2 separate regions of the Homo sapiens genome follow, and region 1 is linked to region 2. Evidence: read pairs that join two places in POLR2A ChIA-PET (ENCODE). Cell type or tissue: GM12878. All regions are shown on one strand.

What was found. ChIA-PET counts read pairs that join two places held together with the same protein. Peaks named below come from ENCODE experiments on the same cell type or tissue, not always from the same donor. Only the 100,000 strongest peaks of a DNase experiment are listed, where the experiment ranks them.
Region 1: POLR2A ChIA-PET joins it to region 2 with 5 read pairs; 8 of 35 experiments call an interaction of 5 or more read pairs at or near these places.

What each region holds. Positions count from the first base shown.
Region 1 is chr20:36,615,078-36,620,077 of GRCh38, forward strand. It overlaps SLA2 (Src like adaptor 2), which reads right to left. Exons shown (of 8, transcript NM_032214.4): 6 at 148-297. Among named protein-coding and RNA genes, the nearest start is that of RAB5IF, 12 kb to the left of the region's middle. In GM12878, no CTCF peak of the experiment used is centred here; no DNase peak of the experiment used is centred here.
Region 2 is chr20:36,833,197-36,838,196 of GRCh38, forward strand. All of the region lies in intron 2 of MTCL2 (microtubule crosslinking factor 2), which reads right to left. Among named protein-coding and RNA genes, the nearest start is that of MTCL2, 28 kb to the right of the region's middle. RefSeq lists an enhancer at 2,217-2,276 and a silencer at 2,507-2,796. In GM12878, a CTCF peak has its summit at 3,670; DNase peaks (open chromatin) are centred at 2,565 and 3,694; H3K4me3 peaks cover 2,387 bases; H3K27ac peaks cover 2,465 bases.

The sequences.
Region 1 (5,000 bases), 220 kb before region 2:
TGGCATAGGGACTGGCGTGAAAATAGGGGAGGCCGCTCTTCTGTCTGTCTGAATACTCCACAGTAGGTAAAATATCCAAGGGCACCACTGCCTGCTCCTCCCCACAGACTATCCCAGCCTAGTCCTGGAGGCAGGGAAAGGCCATACCAGAGTAATGGTCCACCAGGGCCTGGAGTGAGGGGAAGGTGAGGCGCGGTGAGATGTACAGCCAGCCATTGTCAAGGCAGTGGATCCTGTAGTGTCTGATCCGGTCCCAGGATGCAGGGCGGCTGAGGCGGACTGACAGAGAGTAAGAGCCTGAGGAGAAAGGGGTCCAGGGGTGGCACTGAGGCCCTGCTGGGACTCGGCCCCACCTAGGCTGGGAAACGAAGATAGGCAACGTGACCATGGGGCCCCGGCAGAAGGGAAGTGTCTGGGGCAGAAGCAGGACAAAGACTTGCTCTCTTGGTCATCAATAATATGTTCATAATAGATGGGGGTCTTGTGAGGGTGAAATCAAATCACACACAGAGCCCTCAGTACAGGGTCTGGCACTGTGTGAGTGAACATTCAGCGTTGGCTGTTCTTACAAAGACTCAGGTGGCAGATATGTTAGGATGCAAAAACACTGTCAAGAAGATGCTGGCAAGGAAGTGGAGAAGTAGGACCTCCCACCCTGCTGGTGGAAGAGAAATTAGTACGAGCCACCTTGGAAACAGTTTGGCATTAACTAGATGAGCTGAACATGCACGTACCTTACAACCCAGCAGTTCTTCCCAGGCACAATACCTCAGAAGCACACAAGCAATATGCACAGCGGCATTGTTTGTAAAAGTCAAAAACGGCAAACAGCCCGTTTGTGCTCAAGAGTAGAATAAATTGTGGATTATAGAGTGTAGTGCTATACAGCAGTAAAAATTAATAACTGCTACATATAAGCATAAGGAAATCTTGGAAATTAAGCAGAAAAACATTACAGAGCATACATTCAGCCTGATTCTATTTAAAGTTCAAAGATAGCCAACATGACATTATATGTTGCACAGGCACACACGGCAAAGCTCTGAAGAAAAGCAACTGAATGATTAACACAGTGAAGCATGAGAGGGGGCTACAAAGGGCTTGTTAGGTAATTTCAGCTGGCAAGTGGGCGCGTGGATGTCAGTTTTATTAGTGCTGCTCAACCTACATGTATACATTACATACACTGATGAATGACAGTTTCACCAGCTTTGCATGTTTCATTTTTTCATTTTTTTTTTTTATTTTAATTTTCTTTTTTTTTTTTTTTGGAGACAGAGTCTCCCTCTGTTGCCCAGGCTGGAGTGCAGTGGTGCAATCTCGGCTCACTGCAACCTCCGCCTCCTGGGTTGAAGTGATTCCCCCGCCTCAGCCTCCCGAGTAGCTGGGACTACAGGCGCCTGCCACCACCACGCCCGGCTAATTTTTTGTATTTTTGGTAGAGACAGGGTTTCACCATATTTGCCAGGCTGGTCTCGAACTCTTGACCTCGTGATCCGCCTGCCTCAGCCTCCCAAAGTGCTGGGATTACAGGCATGAGCCACCGCGCCCAGCCAGATTTTAATTTATTTTTAGAGCCATGCTCTCGCTCTGTTGCCCAGATGGCGTGCAGTGGCATGATCACAGCTCCTGGGCTCAAACAGTCCTCTTGCCTCAGCCTCCTGAGTACTTGGAATTATAGGCGTGAACCACCCCGTGCCTGGCCATATAAGCACATTTAAAATATTAAAACAGGCTAGGGGCAGTGGCTCACGCCTGTAATCCCAGTTCGAGACCACCCTGGCCAACGTGGTGAAACCCCATCTCTACTAAAAATACCAAAGTTAGCTGGGTGTGGTGGTGCACACCTGTAGTCCGAGCTACTTGGAAGGCTAAGGCAGGAGAATCACTTGAACCCAGGAGGCAGAGGTTGCAGTGAGCCGAGATTGTGCCACTGCAGTCCAGCCTTGGCAACAGAGCAAGACTCTATAAATAAATAAATAAAAAACCCAAGGCCGGGGACGGGTGCAGTGGCTCACGCCTGTAATCCCGGCACTTTGGGAGGCCGAGGTGGGCGGATCACCTGAGGTCAGGAGCTCAAGAACAGCCTGACCAATGTGGCGAAACCCTGCCTCTACTAAAAATACAAAAAAAAAAAAAATTAGCCAGGTGTGGTGGTGTGCGCCTGTAGTCCCAGCTACTTGGGAGGTTGAGGCAGGAGAATTGCTTGAACGCAGGAGACAGGTTGCAGTGAGCCGAGATCACACCACTGCACTACAGCCTGGGCAACAGAGCGAGACTCCATCTCAATTAAAAAAATAAATAAACAAGGCTGGGCAGAGTGGCTCATGCCTGTAGTCCCAGCTACTCTGAAGGCTGAGGCAGGGGGATTGCTTGAGCCCGGGAGGTGAAGGTTGCGGTGAGCCAAGATTGTGCCACTGCACTCCAGTCTGGATGACAGAGTGAGACCCTGTCTCAAAAAAAAAAAAAAAAAAAAAAAATTAAAACAAAAGTTAATGGGCCGGGCGCGGTGGCTCACGCCTATAATCCCAGCACTTTGGGAGGCCAAGGCAGGCGGATCACAAGGTCAGGAGATCAAGACCAGCCTGGCTAACACAGTGAAACCCCATCTCTACTGAAAATACAAAAAATTAGCCAGGCGTGGTGGCGTGCGCCTGTAATCCCAGCTACTCAGGAGGCTGAGGCAGGAGACTCGCTTGAACCCAGGAGGCAGAGGTTGCAGTGAGCCGAGATCAGCCACTGCACTACAGCCCGGGCGACAGAGTGAGACTCCGTCTCAAAAAAATTAGTCCAGGCGCAGTGGCTCAAGCCTGTAATCCCAGCACTTTGAGAGGCTGAGGCAGGCAGATCACGAGGTCAGGAGATCAAGATCATCCTGGCTAACACGGTGAAACCCTGGCTCTACTAAAAATATAAAAAATTAGCCGGGCGTGGTGGCGGGCGCCTGTAGTCCCAGCTACTCGGGAGGCTGAGGCAGGAGAATGGCGTGAACCCAGGAGGCAGAGGTTGCAGTGAGGCGAGATCGTGCCACTGCACTCCAGCCTGGGTGACAGAGCGAGACTCCGTCTCAAAAAAAAAAAAAAAGGCTAAAAGTAAAAAGATGGAAAAAAGATATATCATGCAGACAACCATAAGTAAGCTAGAATGGCTTATTAATGGGAGAATGTTAGTGGGATATTAATATCAGACAATAGAATTCAAAAGACTGGAGTGCAGTGGCATGATCTTGACTCACCACAACCTCCGCCTTTCAGGTTCAGGTGATTCTCCTGCCTCAGCTTCCCAAGTAGCTGGGACTACAGGCACGTGCCACCATGCCCGGCTATTTTTTTGTTTTTTTAGTAGAGATGGGGTTTCACTATGTTGGCCAGGTTGGTCTTGAACTCCTGACCTTGTGATCTGCCCACCTTGGCCTCTCAAAGTGCTGGGTTTACAGCTGTGAGCCACTGTGCCCGGCCAACAAATTTAAAAGGATTGAAATCATTAAAAATATGTTGTCTGGCCACAATGGAATTAAATTAGAAATTAATAAGGAAAAGGTATCTAGGCTGGGCGCAGTGGCTCAAGCCTGTAATCCCAGCACTTTGGGAGGCAGAGGCTGTTGGATCACCTGAGGTCAGGAGTTCAAGACCAGCCTGACCAACAAGGCAGCCTGACCATCTGTACTAAAAATATAAAATTAGCTAGGTATGGTGGCACATGCCTATAAATCCCAGCTACTTGAGAGGCTGAGGCAGGAGAATTGCTTGAACCCAGGCAGCGGAGATTGCAGTGAGCCGAGATTGTACCATTTCACTACAGCCTAGGGAACAAGAGTGAACTCCATCTCAAAAAAAAAAAAAAAAAAAAAAAAAAAAGTATCTAGAAGCCAGGTTTGGTGGCTCACGCCTGTAATCCCAACACTTTGGGAGGTTGAGGTGGGCAGATCATTTGAGGTCGAGAGATTGAGATGCGTCTGACTAACATGGTGAAACTCCATCTCTACAAAAAATACAAAAAAATTAGCCAGGCTTGGTGCCAGTAATTCCAGCTACTTGGGAGGCTGAAGCAAGAGAATTGCTTGAACCTGTGAGGTGGAGGTTGCAGTAAGCTGAGATCACGCCACTGCACTCCAGCTTGGGCAATGGAGTGAGACTCTGGGGGAAAAAAAAAAAAAAAAAAAAAAAGGCTGGGTGCGGTGGCTCACACCTGTAATCCTAGCACTTTGGGAGGCTAAGGTGGGTGGATCACCTGAGGTAAGGAGTTCAAGACCAGCCTGGCCAACATGGTGAAACCCCATCTCTACTAAAAATACAAAAATTAGCCAGGCATGGTGGCACACGCCTGTAATCCCAGCTACTTGGGAGACTGAGGCAGGAGGATTGCTTGAACCTGGGAGCAGGAGGTTGCAGTGAGCCAAGATCACGCCACTGCACTCCAGCCTGGGCAATATAGCAAGACTCTGTGTCAAAAAAAAAATTGGAGAGACTGAAGTGGGAGGGTCACTTGAGGCTAAGAATTAAAGACCAGCCTGGTCAACATAGAGACCCCCTTCCCATGTCTGTACAAATTTTTTTCTTTTTTTTTTTTTTGAGACAGAGTCTCGCTCTCTCACCCAGGCTGGAGTGCAGTGGCGCCATCTCGGCTCACTGCAAGCTCTGCCTCCTGGGTTCACGCCATTCTCCTGTCTCAGCCTCCCAAATAGCTGGGACTACAGGTGCCTGTCACCACACGTGGCTATTTTTTTTTGTATTTTTAGTAGAAACGGGGTTTCACCATGTTAGCCAGGATGGTCTCGATCTCCTGACCTTGTGATCCACCTGTCTCGGCCTCCCAAAGTGCTGGGATTACAGGTGTGAGCCACCGTGCCTGGCCAAAAAAAAATTTTTTTTTAATTAACCAGGTGTGGTGGTGTGAGCCGATAGTCACAGCTACTCAGGAGGCTGAGGCAGGAGAATCACATGAACCCAGGAGGCAGAGGCAATTATTATGCCACTGCACTCCAGCCTGGGCGACAGAGC
Region 2 (5,000 bases):
CATTACATTAACATCAACAATACAAGTATTAATAATAAACCCCAACAGTGGGCTTACTGTGTCAGGCATTTGAAGGGCCCCACGTGTCTATCCCATTTGATCCTCCCAGCTACCCTCAAGGTAGGGGGGCTGAGATACTAAGGGAGGCGCGGCAGCTGCGGCTTCCGAAAACCAGGGCAAATCCCTAAACCATAAACAAATGCACTCAGCCATGAGGTCACTGTTTACAGCGCTAGGGCCTGGCTCCTGCCAAGTGCAACTAGCAGCCTCCAGCCCCTGCTCCCCAGGCATCAGGCCCCTCGGCTCCTGGGCCTCTGTCATCCTGATCCTCAGGGAGAGGGATGGGAGCTCTCACGAAAGAGCAGCTCCTGGCCGGGCATGGTGGCTGACGCCTGTAATTCCAATACTTTGGGAGGTCGAGGTAGGAAGACTGCTTGAGGCCAGGAGTTCAAGACCAGCCTGAGCAAAATAGGGAGACCCCCATCTCTATAAAAACTTTTTAAAATTAGCAGGGCATGATGGTGTGTGCCTGCAGTATCAGCTACTCAGGAAGCTGAGACAGGAGGATCCCTTGAGAGCCCAGGAGGTCAAGGCTGCAGTGAGCTGTGATCAGCCACCGTACTGCAGCCTGGGTGACAAAGAGAGACTATGTTTCAAGAAAGAAAGAAAGAAACAAAGAAACAAGGCCGGGCATGGTGGCTCATGCCTGTAATTCTGGCCCTTTGGGAGGCCGAGGCCGGCAGATCACTTGAGGTCAGGAGTTCGAGACCAGACCGGTCAACACGGTGAAACCCCGTCTCTACTAAAAAAATACAAAAATTAGCTGGGTATGGTGGCATGCCTGTAATCCCAGCTACTCGGAAGGCTGAGGCAGGAGAATTGCTTGAACCCGGGAGGTGGAAGTTGCAGTGAGCAGCGATCACGCTACTGTACTCCAGCCTGGGTGACAGAGCAAGACTTCATCTCAAAAAAAAAAAAAAAAAGAAAAAAGGAAGAGCATCCCCTGGCCAGGCAGCATTCTGGACTCCGTGTGGCTGAATCCTCCTACAAACCCCAGGAGGGTAGGAATGTCACCCCCACTCTACAGATGAGGAAAGTGAGGCTCAAAGAAGGGAGGTAACCTGCACAGGTCACCTAGGAATGAAACCCAAAGCCAGAACATTTTCTCCAGCAACATCTGTATCTGAGGAAGGGGGCGTGCTCCTGGTGTGTCCTTGGCTTCCCACAGGAGTCACTTTAGACCAGAGTTTAGATCCCAGATTCCCTGGACCTGACCTCCTTGTATCCGGTCTCAGCTCCTCACGGGTCCTGGGAATGTATGTTGTGAACAAGCCCTCCTGGTGATTTTTATCCACCCTGGGAGGCTGAGATCCTGGCCTACCCTCGCCCCCAGACTACTAGTCTACTACTACTACCAACCAGTCCTACTAGCCTACTACTACTAGTAGTCCTACTGATGTATTGCTCAGAAGAACTTATACTTGCTGTGTGAGTTCTTCTCAGCAATAAGAAAACCACAACCAGACCAGGCATGGTGGCTCACACCTGTAATCCCAGCACTTTGGGAGGCCGACGTGGGTAGATCACCTGAGGTCAGGAGTTAGAGACCAGCCTGGCCAACACAGAGAAACCCCATCTCTACTAAAAATACGAAAATTAGCTGGACATGGTGGCGCATGCCTGTAATCCCAGCTACTTGGGAGGCTGAGGTAGGAGAATTGCTGGAACCCAGGAGGCAGAGGTTGCTGAGATCACACCACTGCACTCCAGCCTGGGTGACAGAGTGAGACCCTGCCTTAAAAAAAAAAAGAAAAAGAAAACCACAACCAATACATGTTTATTTCCAGACCTAGTATTTAATACTCTCTTCACTTGAATTATTTCATTTTATCCTCACAAAAACCTCTAGAGGGAGGGACTCATTTTATCTCCATTTTCCATGAGGAAACAAGCTCAGAGATGTGAAGGAACTTACCCAAGGCCACACAGCAAACGTGGCACAGCAGCTCTCCGCCCCGTGACCTTGCCCTCCTCATGCTGGGCAAAGGCCCCACCGAGGTTCTGTAGGTCCTGTCAACGGTGAGGACCAGCAGAGAGGGAGAGCTGGGGGTTGGGGGGGGGCACTGAGGCCTGTGGTTTTATTCATGACCCCCCACCCCACCCCACCAATACCCCTCTGCTCCATAAAACCACAGGAGCTCAAAAGCCCTGAGGATTCAGCTGGTCAAAAGCCACATTTAACAGAAGGGGAAAATGAGGCACCAAGCGGTAGGGGCAAGTCAGGGCATGGACCACGGAGCTGGCAGAGCAAGTTGGGGAAGTCCCAGAGGTACCCTCCTAGGCAGCGCCCGCCCCCTCCCCACTCGGGTCCATCAAGCCCTCCAAGACGATGCCAGGGAAAGCAGCATTCTGATAACTTCCCAAAACCCCCCAGAACGACCCCAGCACATGGGGCTCAGGGTGGTGGCCAGAGGTGTCCATCCAGCTCAGGCCCCAGGCCCGCAGATGAGCTCAGCGCTCCAGCTGCAGCGTGGGGAGAGGAGGGAGGGAAGGGCAAGAGGGATGCTGATTGGCTAATTCAAACCCCAACAGAAACGGCCCCTCCTCTCCGCCCAGACTCCGGAGAGCCACACACCCGCTCCCCACACCCGCCTCCCCGCCGCCGCCGCCGCTGCTCTAGCTCCACCCACGGAGGCGCCGCAGCCGGCAGCTAGCTCCAGGTCCCAGCCTCTCCTCCGCCTCTTCCTCATCTTTCTGAAGTCTGACATTTTTTTGTGTCCCTCCCAGAAATCCTCCACTATATGCCCAAACGCAGATTCCTCTGAGCTTCTCCAGCTATTCCCTCCCCCTCCCCATCTCCTCCCTACTGCCTTCCCCCACCACCCCCCACCCCTCCCAACCCAGTGATTGGAATCTGAATATGCCCGGGAGCTGCCCTGTCAAGTAGAGGTACGCTTTGAACTTGGAAACTAACTCATTCTTTTTTTTCTTTTAGAGAGAGACCTTGTCGCTCTGTCGCCCAGGCTGGAGTGCAGTGCTGCAATCATAGCTCACTGAAACCTTTAACTCCTGGACTCAAGCAATCCTCTGGCCTTGGCCTCCCATATAGCTGGGACTATAGGCACTTGCCACCACGCCCAGCTAATTTTTTTTTTTTTTTTTTTTTTTTTTGAGACAGAGTTTCACTCTGTCACCCAGGCTGGACTGCAATGGTGTGAGCTCACTGCAACCTCGGCCTCCCAGGTTCAAGCGATTCATCTGCCTCAGCCTCCTGAGTAGCTGGGAGTACAGGCGTGTACCACCACACCCGGCTCATTTTGTATTTTTAGTAGAGCCGGGGTTTCACCATGTTGGCCAGGCTGGTCTCGAACTCCTGACCTCAGGTGATCCATCCGCCTCGGCCTGCCAAAGTGCTAGGATTACAGGTGTGAGCCACCACCCCCAGCCTCTGCTAATTTTTTTTATTTTTTTGTAGAGATAGGGTCTTGCTATGTTGCCCAGCCTGATTTCCAACTATTGGCCTCTAGCGATCCTCCCACTTCAGCCTCCCAAAGCGCTGGGATTCTGGGATTACAGGCATGAGCCTCCACCTCTGGCGGAGACACAACCATTGGTTGCCTCATGTGTAGGACAGCACTACAATCCCATTGTGCACCAACAAGACCACAGGGGGCGCCAGCAGCTTCCTGGAACAGGCACTCCTGTTTACCTCCCCTGGTTCTGCTGGCCTTTGAAACCATGGCTCTCCCTGGTCCCTTAACAAAGGTTTTTCTTTTATATTCCACTGGAAAGGCTATAGGGCTTGAGTTTGCCAGTGTCTTCCAACAGAAGGGACTTCTCCCCAGGTAAGTGTGTGGCTGACTCGCATCCTGCCGCTCCCCTGGGTCCTCACAGGAGCCATCTTCTGCCACCTTCCTCTTTCCCCCTTCCTGGCTCAGGCCCACTTCTCCCTTGGGCCTTCACTCAGAAGTCACCCCTGCAGGAAGCCTCCCTAGGGCCCCATCCCAGCTCCTCGTGTCACCAGATCACACTGGGCTGAGTTCTGAGGGCAGAGGGCCGGGCCTGGGGGCCCTGGAGTTCTCACCACCAGACCAGAGCTTCCGAAGACAGGCAGGGGGACATCCCACCTGCCAACCTCCCACCCACCCTTCCCCTGCTTCCTGAAGCAGAGAGCAGTGAGGCCAAGCTGGAGGCTTGGGAGGCTCATGAGCCTGGGCTCTGCCACCAACACACTGAGCGCCCCTTGACCTTCGGCAGGTATTGCTTTTCTCTGAACCTCAGATTCTTCATCAAGAAAATGGAAATAATGATAGCTAACATTTTTGAGTCCTTATGCTGGCATTTTACCCACATTATTATTATTATTATTATTATTATTATTATTATTATTATTATTTTTGAGACGGAGTCTCACTCTGTCACCCTGGCTGGAGTGCAGTGGCGCGATCTCAGCTCACTGCAACCTCCGCCTCCCGGGTTCAAGCGATTCTCCTGTCTCAGCCCCTGAGTAGCTGGGATTACAGGCGGGAACCACCACACTCGGCTAATTTGTGTATTTTTAGTAGAGATGGGGTTTCACCATGTTGGCCAGGCTGGTCTCGAACTCCTGACCTCAGGTGATCTGCCCGCCTCGGCCTCCCAAAGTGCTGGGATTACAGGCATGAGCCACTGTGCCCAGCCCGCATTATTTCATTTAATCCTCATATAACCCTGTGAGATAGAGATTGCTGCAAACCCATTTTACAGATGAGGACACTGAAATTGATGACTTTGCTCAAAATAATAAAGTTCAGGTATATTGGAGCCAAGATTTAAACCAGCCTTGACCAACTCTAGGCCTTCACTACTTCTCTTTGTTTTTTTTTTTTTGAGACGGAGTCTCGCTCTGTCGCCCAGGCTGGAGTGCAGTGGTGACACGATCTTGGCTCACTGCAAGCTCCGCCTCGTGGGTTCACGCCATTCTCCTGCCTCAGCCTCCCGAGTAGCTGGGACTACACATG